Regions from separate parts of the Homo sapiens genome. Here region 1 is linked to region 2. A link is a loop called in an ENCODE intact Hi-C map of the cell type or tissue named here. Cell type or tissue: A673. All regions are shown on one strand. Links, peaks and the distances in the headings refer to the core of each region. The heading gives the core; the rest is flanking DNA.

Evidence for each region. A loop is a pair of places that touch in the nucleus more often than their neighbours do. Peaks named below come from ENCODE experiments on the same cell type or tissue, not always from the same donor. Only the 100,000 strongest peaks of a DNase experiment are listed, where the experiment ranks them.
Region 1: a loop joins it to region 2, with 5 times the contacts of the local background. A loop is called at or near these places in 8 of 110 quality-filtered maps.

Annotation. Positions count from the first base shown.
Region 1 is chr3:102,671,673-102,676,078 of GRCh38, forward strand. It overlaps LOC105374016 (a long non-coding RNA gene), which reads right to left. Exons shown (of 14, transcript XR_001740824.2): 5 at 3,294-3,456; 6 at 2,082-2,314. Among named protein-coding and RNA genes, the nearest start is that of ZPLD1, 240 kb to the left of the region's middle. In A673, for the core only: CTCF peaks have their summits at 2,014 (motif pointing right) and 3,346; DNase peaks (open chromatin) are centred at 2,059 and 3,349; H3K4me3 peaks cover 547 bases; H3K27ac peaks cover 1,065 bases.
Region 2 is chr3:103,289,985-103,294,390 of GRCh38, forward strand. No RefSeq gene overlaps it. Among named protein-coding and RNA genes, the nearest start is that of MIR548AB, 230 kb to the right of the region's middle. In A673, for the core only: no CTCF peak of the experiment used is centred there; no DNase peak of the experiment used is centred there; H3K27ac peaks cover 1,724 bases.

The sequences.
Region 1 (4,406 bases), core at 332-4,331, 620 kb before region 2:
GAGGTTTAAAGGGATTTAATTCTTATAGCATAAAGGATTAATACAAAAAGAATTTTTCTCCAGTAGTATTTTATATTCTCTATTTTTAGTAGCGACTTGATCAGCAATAAAGAAGTTAAGTATAAGCTTATGTACTAGCAATCACTAGCAATTGATGGAGGAATAGAAATAAGAACAATACACCTCCTAAATTATATTATAATTCAATAGAAAAAGATGATCTGAATTGATGCACTATTTAGGAATATACCTATTACGTTAAGTAGTGTATATCTGTATCAGAATACCATTAAGTGCATAATGTATTATATTCTCAGTTTCTAAGGTGCGTAACATCTAGGTGTGCTCTGTTTGGGGCCGAGGCATCCTTTAATAATTGGCAGAAGTTACATCCCAATGAGGATGGTTTACTCCAGGAATTTCAAAGCAATTTGCTTACTATCAGTCAGCTCTTTTATTTTGACAAGGCAGGTTAGATTTTAGCTTACTTTGAAAAATACAATTAAGTCACAGAAAGTTGGTTGTCTAGTGTTAACAAGCAAAGAAGGGGTATTACTATTGTGTGGTTATGTGGAATTGTGAGGATTGAGGGAAGGATGGCTCACGTTTCTATTGCAGGTCTTACATGATCATTTACTTAGAAGTACTCTTTGGGTTTATGGCTATTTCAACACCAAATGAGATTATCATTTTCCCTTTTAGGGAGCTCTTCCATTATAATTAATGACTCACACAAGTCATGAAAAATGGCCATGATTGTACCACATCTAAGACATGTTTGCAGTAAATTCTGGAAGATTTAGCCTCATCCATCAATTGAATAGGTTGTCCTAAATACACATGATCATTCAAGCCACAGCACCTTTGTGGCAGTTAATAAGCTATCCTTGTTCAGTGGGTGTTTAAATCTTGTCCTTCAGCCAAGTGAAATAAAAGGAATGTTCTCATTAAAAGTCAAAATCTAAAAAGCAAAATTCAATCTGTCAAATTGTCAAGTGTATTAAAGGTGAAAAATAAAGCTGCTAAGACGCTTGGGTCTTTTTTTAGACTCTTGTTTCCCTGGCGAGAAGAGAGAGTCTTTCTGAGACAGGAGTCCTTTTTATACACATTTCATAATAGTTTGTGCCCCTAAACGTAAGCTCTGAGCCAATAACATTCAGGTCCTGTTAACACATTTATACAGGTTTCTAATCAATAAGTGGTTATTAATTTGAAGTACATTTTAGTGACTAGATCTTCAAACCTATCTGCCTCCCACAAGCTTCCAACTCGGATATATATGTCATAGAACAAACGGGAATTCAGTATGAAAGATTAAAATGGACTTAATTCAATGTCTAAGATATTACCTTTATTATGAATTATCCCTTTTAAGATGTTTATTCATACCAACATCTGTAATAATAGTCGTGAGCAGAAATGATGCAAGCAATATATTTTTCTCATGGACAGCCATATTTCAGGTCAGTCCTAAAATAAACTTACTATCAAAATTTTTAGCTAAATATTATCTTTACTGGGGGATGAGGTAGGGTTATCATATAAAATACAAATGGCCACAAATTTGAATTTCAGATACATAATAAATGTTTTTTAGTGTAGATATGCTCTAAATATGGTATGGGACATACTTATACTAAAATATCTATTAGTTGTTTATCTGAAATTCAAATTTAACTGGAGGAATACTTATTTTATCATGATTATTTCTGTCCTAATCGGCAACCTAGGCGTGAGGGGAAACCGTCGTTTGAAGAAGGTGTCTGCTGAAGTCTCAAATAGAAAAGCAGAGGGACACACTTGTTAAGGCAGCTCTGGTAAGGTTTCCTCTATCTTTCCCCAGTTTACCAAACGAAGTGGAAGTCATTGACTAGGGCCAAAAAAAAAAAAAAAATCTCCTCACCACTGTCCCAGCTCATTTATGAAGACATTTTCTTTTCGCCTGGAACTGAAAAAATAAATCAAAGCCCCTTGGAGCCTGATTTATTAGTTTTCACCGAGTGTCATGCAGCCACTAGATGGCAGTAGCAGCCCATCATACCCCGCCCCCTCCCTGGCGTCCTGGAGCCAATTTTCTGTACCTTGTCCTCTTTCTCTTCGCAGGTTTCAGCTTGTCACTTTTCTTCTCCCTCTTTGTTTTCTATTTTTACTTTTATTCGAATGCCAGAAAAACCAGCTGGTTGAAGAAGTCGTGCGGTGCTCCACACGTTTGTCACAGAGGGTGCTGTGACTGAAAAGCCTAACTGATTTTCTAGGCTGCCGGAGCTGGATATCAGGCACCAGGGCACAAGGACACTTGCACTGGAAGCTGTGGCTGGGTAGATAAGGACAAAGAGTGTGATCATGCTTTGCTAAGTCCAGGACACAAGTCTGATTCTCCTGCATGTGAGAATCTCTCTCAGCTGCAGCTAGGTGCTAATCCGTGAACAAGCAGCTCATGGGGGACTTCCCAAAGGTTGTGGAGTTGGAATTTTGGTGTTCCTTTTCAAGACATGAATTTTGTTTTCAGGAAAAAAAAAAAACAAGAAAACGAAAAACCACATTGAGTTACAAAGCTATTCACATGGAGGTATCAGGAATTGATCTTCAGTTTCTAAAGTCCTCCTTAGAGATTTTTAAAGTTGGTAAGTGAGAGAAGAACTTTACATTTTGTAAAAATCTATTTTATTAAAAAGAGGATCTCTTAAATTCTTACTCCGAAAAAGTAGAGGAATGGAGAATACTGTGAAGCAAACGGGTTAAATGAATTCAAATCTTGCTCTCACCAAGGGCATGGCATCCATACGGCGAAGGCAGTCCTACCCTTCCCTCGCTGTTCCCTTTCCCTTCTGCCCGCCCCAGCCACTGCAGTTGTGCAGAAGACCTTGCTATCGATATTGACTGGTACCCTTGTTCCAGAATTCACACTTTAGCTTTTTTTCCAGGAATATAACCTCTTGTATTTAAACATTTCAAAGCAGATTATAAGCTAGGTTTGGATTCTGTTTGCACCTCTTCATTGTTCTTCATTGTCAACCTAAAACTGCATTATTATATATTTTTTAGTTGGGTATTTCCCTCATCTTTCTTCTCTCATTTAGCAGAAAAAAATCAAGTTTAATACTTCTCTAATATGTTAGATATAGATTTCCTGATTTATTTTTTGAGCTTGGGAACAGTAACTTCTGCCAAGGGATTCTTCTCGAAGCAGAATGGGCTTTTTATCTCTGCCACCACTGACAACCAGTTAGTTGCTTAGCAATGATTGGGATTGAATAAGAGGGGGCACTGTGGTGCATACTCTTGGAACTCACTGTGGTGGCCTCAGCCTCCTATTCACTGTAGATTTGTCTTCAACTCTTTCTGGAAAAGGGTTGGGTGGGGGATGGTTCAAGGAAGTCTTATTATGATAAGAATCGTCAATCCACTGGGTGGCTCCTGGATCTAGGAACATGTCAGCTCCCTGGTTCTTCTTGCCTTGGAACATTTTTAAAAAGGAATTTCATATGTTAAATTCTACTTTGTAATTTTCTGTAAATTATTTACTTTATCCTGCACTGGTAATTCATAAGCAAATAGTTTTCCTTGAAGGAGACAAATAAACACAAATTACATTTCAATAATATTTTCCATTGATTAATGTATAATTTGGAATGATTCATTCATGCATTTGTAATTCATTTGTTCATTCATTTATACATATTTTATTTATTTCACAAATATTTGTCTTCTATATTCTAGGCACTGTGCTAAAGGCTGGGGAAACAAAACAAAAGCAAAACAGAAAAATGGATATTGCCCCAAGCTTCATATGATTTATAGTACATTTGATGATTTGTCTTAATGAAAGCTATATATGAACTTAGGGATTTTAAAATTAGGGGCAGTGTAATGTTGTTTTCCTGTCCCTCTGGAATGGGGAAACTAACATTTAATGAAGGTCTCCTATTAATTCATACACGATCTCATTTCTCACTTTTCACTCACGTATGTCATGAATGCATAGATAGACACATGTTTTCCACTTGCAAACAACTATTTATAAACTTTACTTGGTAGAAGAAAATGTCAACCTATCTCCTAATCATACACTTTCTCCATACACTTATTCAACATCAGTTACTGGAAGATTATTCAGTGCCAGATGTGTTGTAGATATGGTGGGCAGAATGGCAGATGGACAATGTCCCCACTCTCTTGGAGATTATATTTATGAGTTTATAACAATTACAGATTAGAACTATGGATTTTACTACTTTAGCATTAATCGCTAGGGAAAAAGACATATCCTTTCTTCTGTGAACAAAGAATTCTTATATCTATATTCTATAAGTTAATGAGAGCTACTCCACAGAGCCAAGAGAATCAGTGTGGAGAGTAATTGGAGACAGCAAGCTCTGCCTACATACGAGTTTCCAAGGGAAGTA
Region 2 (4,406 bases), core at 231-4,230:
TCACCATGACTAATTGGTGATGAAAAGATTTGTTTAAAGGATATATTTGAGTTTTATATGTGAGCACAAATATTATACAGACATAAAATATAGTTTATATGTGAATATAATGTATATATGTGTATGTATGTGTGTATACAGGTACACTCACATATATATTCATATATATATATATATAAACACACACACACATATAGCTGTGTGGCACATACTGACATTTTGGTCAATGATGGACCACATGTATGATCATAATGGAGCTGAAAAATTTCTATTACCTAGTGATGTCTTAGCTGTCATAACGTCATAGTGCAATACTTTACTCACACGTCGTGGTAGTGGTGGTATAAACAGACCATCACATTTTCTGTTATGGACATAATACTTCAGAATGCTAAGAAACAACTATGTTATTGGCTTATGTATTTGCTACACTATATTTATCATCATTACTTTAGAATGTATACCTTTTAAAGAAGTAAACTGTGCAACAACCACAAGCAGGTCCTTCAGAAGGTATTTTCCAGAAGAAGGCGTGTTCCTCACAGGATATGACAGCCCCATGCATGTGTTGCCCCTGACGATCTTCCAGTGGGACAAGATTGTGCAGGTGGAGGACAGTGGTGTTCATAATTAAGTGTCTTAATTTTAACAAAAAGGCTTAAAAAGTAAATATAAAATAAAAAATAGAAAAATGCTCATATAAAAAGACATAAGGAAGGAAAATATCTTTGTACGGATGTGCAATGTGTTTGTGTTTTAAGCTATGTGTTATCACAAAAGAGTAAAAATATTATAAAACTAAAAAGTTTATAAATAAAATATTATAGTAAGTTGAGGTTAACTTATTATTGAAGGAAAAATATTTTTAAAAATAAATTTAGTGTAGCCTAAGTATCACTGTGTTTTAGTTGCCTACAGTATTCAGTAATGTAACATGCTGTACAGGTTTGTAGTCTATTCGACATAGCCTAGGTGTGCAGCAGGCTATATCACCTAGATTTGTATAAGTACACTCTATGATGTTCACACAATGATGAAGTTGCCTAACAATGTACTTTTCATAATGTATCCTCATTTTTATGCAATATATGCCCCCCAACACACACACATACACATCCCTCATCTTCAAAACACACTACAGCTCTAAATTAACTTTCTGAACAATATATTTTGCTACTAGGAACCAACTAATTAAAATTCCTTCAACCCACACTTCTGGCATAACTCGTCTGATTTATAATGAAAACTAGATTAAAAGAAAAAAAGAAATATGTTGTAATAGAGAGAAAAAAGTGATTTACTAAATATGAGCAGTTTTTTTCCCCAGTTTATGTGTGTACAAGTGTATCTTTTATTTATTCAGTATAAAAAACCATGGTCTTTTCTGGAGCTATTTAGTAGATCAAACCCACACGTTACTCCCCATCCTGTCAAATGAGCTGTATTATGAATTATCACATTAGAGTATCTAAGATGTTCTGGAAGGAGGTACATTTTATTTATTTTTGCTCTTGCCAAATCCCCAATGTCTTTATTTATCATTCTCTGCTTCCTGTAAGCAATACGGTTACTCCATTCTCAAAGTCACTGAACAAATTCCTGCAACTTGAAACCACAGGCATCGGGGAAAAAATAATCTGAAAGTCCACATGTAAAATGTGCTTTACCTACTTAATTAGTTCCCATAAGCATAATTTGTATTGTGTTAGTAAGATACATAGATTAATTTACCTCGACTTATTTTTCCAATAGAAGCGAGAATGAGGAAATAAACAGTATCTTGTTTTTAAGAAAGAAAGAAAATGATTCTAATTTTATTCATGAGCTCGAGTCACATTGTTTCTGGAATGTCAAACTTGAAAGACATAAATACCATAAGAACAATACACTATTCTATAATTTAACACCTGTCTCCCATAAATAGGCTATGGCATTTTCATGCTTCTGTGTTAATGCAATATGTTGCTTTTTTTTTCTTTTTGCTACTACCATGAAATGTCTGGAACAGAGCTATGAGCATTTTAAACTTGGCTGTAGCATGCCTGCTCTGAGGCTCTCTGTGCATTTTTTTTCCCTATCAGACTCATTTCACTTTGCATGCTTTCCAAATTATAAATGTCACAGCATTGTTTAAATGTGACTATGTTACTAAGGGAAGGAAAGTTCCAGGTTAACATGGACATAATAGAGATTTAACTTCTAGCTAATATTTTTAGAAGAATATAATTACAACTTTTCTTAGTACAATATGTTTACAAGTTTCTGATAAAAGTAATAAAAGGTGGAGACAATAAAATACTGTACTAATTGCAGATTAAAAGTACAGAGGATATCATGCCTCAAATGGGTTGAGGGTAAAGCTTAAAATATTTAGCGAGCTTGCAAAATATAGACCATTGCCCCCCCTCCTTTCCATACTCTAGGTTTGTGCATTCCTAGACACAAAAGGTTGTGTTTGAATTTTAGTACCAGAATTCAGAGACAGATGGGGGAAGGATGGAACAAAAGTTTCAAAAGTAGATGAAATCCTTTTGAGCCTTTATACACTCTGTGATCTCGAGAAATTTACAGGAAGTTATTAAGCTTCAGTTTCTTCTGTGAAATGTGAATGATAATGAAAAGAACTTGCAGAGTACTATGAAGTTATATTTGCGTATTTGCACATGGCTTGGTAAAGTGAGTTTCTATATAAATGTCAGCTGTATTTTTGTAATGTTTACAAAGTTCTTCGTACCTTACACACTACATACATCACTCATCCTTGTAAAAACACCATGAGGAAAAGTACTATTTTTATCCCCTTTGCACAAAAAGTGAAAATGGAGGCATAAAGAAATGAAAAGATTTGGCTAAGGTCACACTAGTTGTGAAGTATCCCAAATTTGGACCAAGCAGTCTGACTGCACTCTTTCCCATTTTTCTACACTGCCTCTTAACTGAATGCAACCTTGAGATGATCATCATTTCCTCATCTCTCACCACGCTTTCTGCAAGTGTTCCTTTTGTGTCCCTTGAGGAATGGCCTCTAGATGTGCTAGTACATCCGCTTATTACTGTCTCTTATTCTGTAGAGGCTTTCCCTAACAGGAAAGTTAAAGACAAAATTTACTTATAACCCAACTTTGTTTAAAATTATTCTTGAATGTTAAGGATGTGGGGCTCATGTTCAGAAAACAAAAGTAGAAATAAGTGCTATGGAACAGGAGTGGAGCAGACACTTACCCAAAGTGTTATTTCAATGGGTCAATGAGCTGGATTTTTTAACGACAAGCTCCTAGGTGTAAAACGCCCTCGCTGTGTGCAATCCCTATATTGGCCAGCTTTTTGGGAGGGATATTGCTATATTAGGCCCAGCCATGGAAGGAGAAGCAGGTCCCTAGTTGCACTGCTTGCCTTGCTCCCTCCTCCTTTTTCCTTAATAAAGAGAGATGCTCGTGCTTCTTCCTCATAACCTGCAATAACTCTAACTTCTGGATGGGTTTGGCTCAGTCAAAGGGAATGGACTCGTGGAAACACTACCTGTTGCAGCAGGCATGAGAGACTCCCTAACCTTTCAAGCAGTAGTTACATTTTCTACTGCAATACCGGGAGTCCAGCTTCATTATGGTTTTGTCAGACCTTTATTTACTCACTACATAAAGTTTTCCGGCAAGTCAGTTTATCCTGCTTTCATATTCTTGCTCCATTCTGGAATGAATCCTTCTAAAAATGAGAATATTTTTGGTTTTTCACTGGAATACACCTTTTTATTTTTATTTTTATTTTGCTTGATACTTTTTCACATCCTTTCTAATCTGCTCAAAAACAAATATGTCTCATATCAGTGAACCAAATATTATGTGTCCCATCTTCCAAGTTTTCAGGTTTCAGCACTGATTTCTTTGATTATATTAATTCACAAATAATCTCTTCCATCACTAACCTCTTCATATGATCATAGTCATACAATAATTCAAAATATAATGATTCTCTAATTATTTATTCTATAGGTAAATACTAATCTCTGTAAATCTTTCATATGCTTTCCATAACAACAGATGCATCAAGGATTTTCAATAATTTTATTTGTTTGTTTGAACACTAGCTATAACTTAGAAACTTAACTTACTTCTCATTAAATAAAGTCAGAAACATAGAAAATAGAACTTATTGAAATGGTGAAGAAGAGAAAGAAAGGAACAAAGGCCCAGTTGTTTCAAATGCGTCAATAACAGATATTTTAAGACTGAAAAAAATCTGCAAAAGAGAGAATGGAAGTCAAAAGTGAGAGCTGTCTTAACACCAGTGATCTTTTCCAATAGCTGTAAAATATAACAGCATTTTCTTTTCTTTTTTGTAAAGTTTGGAATGAATATTGGACATATACCCTCTTCACCTGGAAACATGTTGGCATTAAAACTGTAATA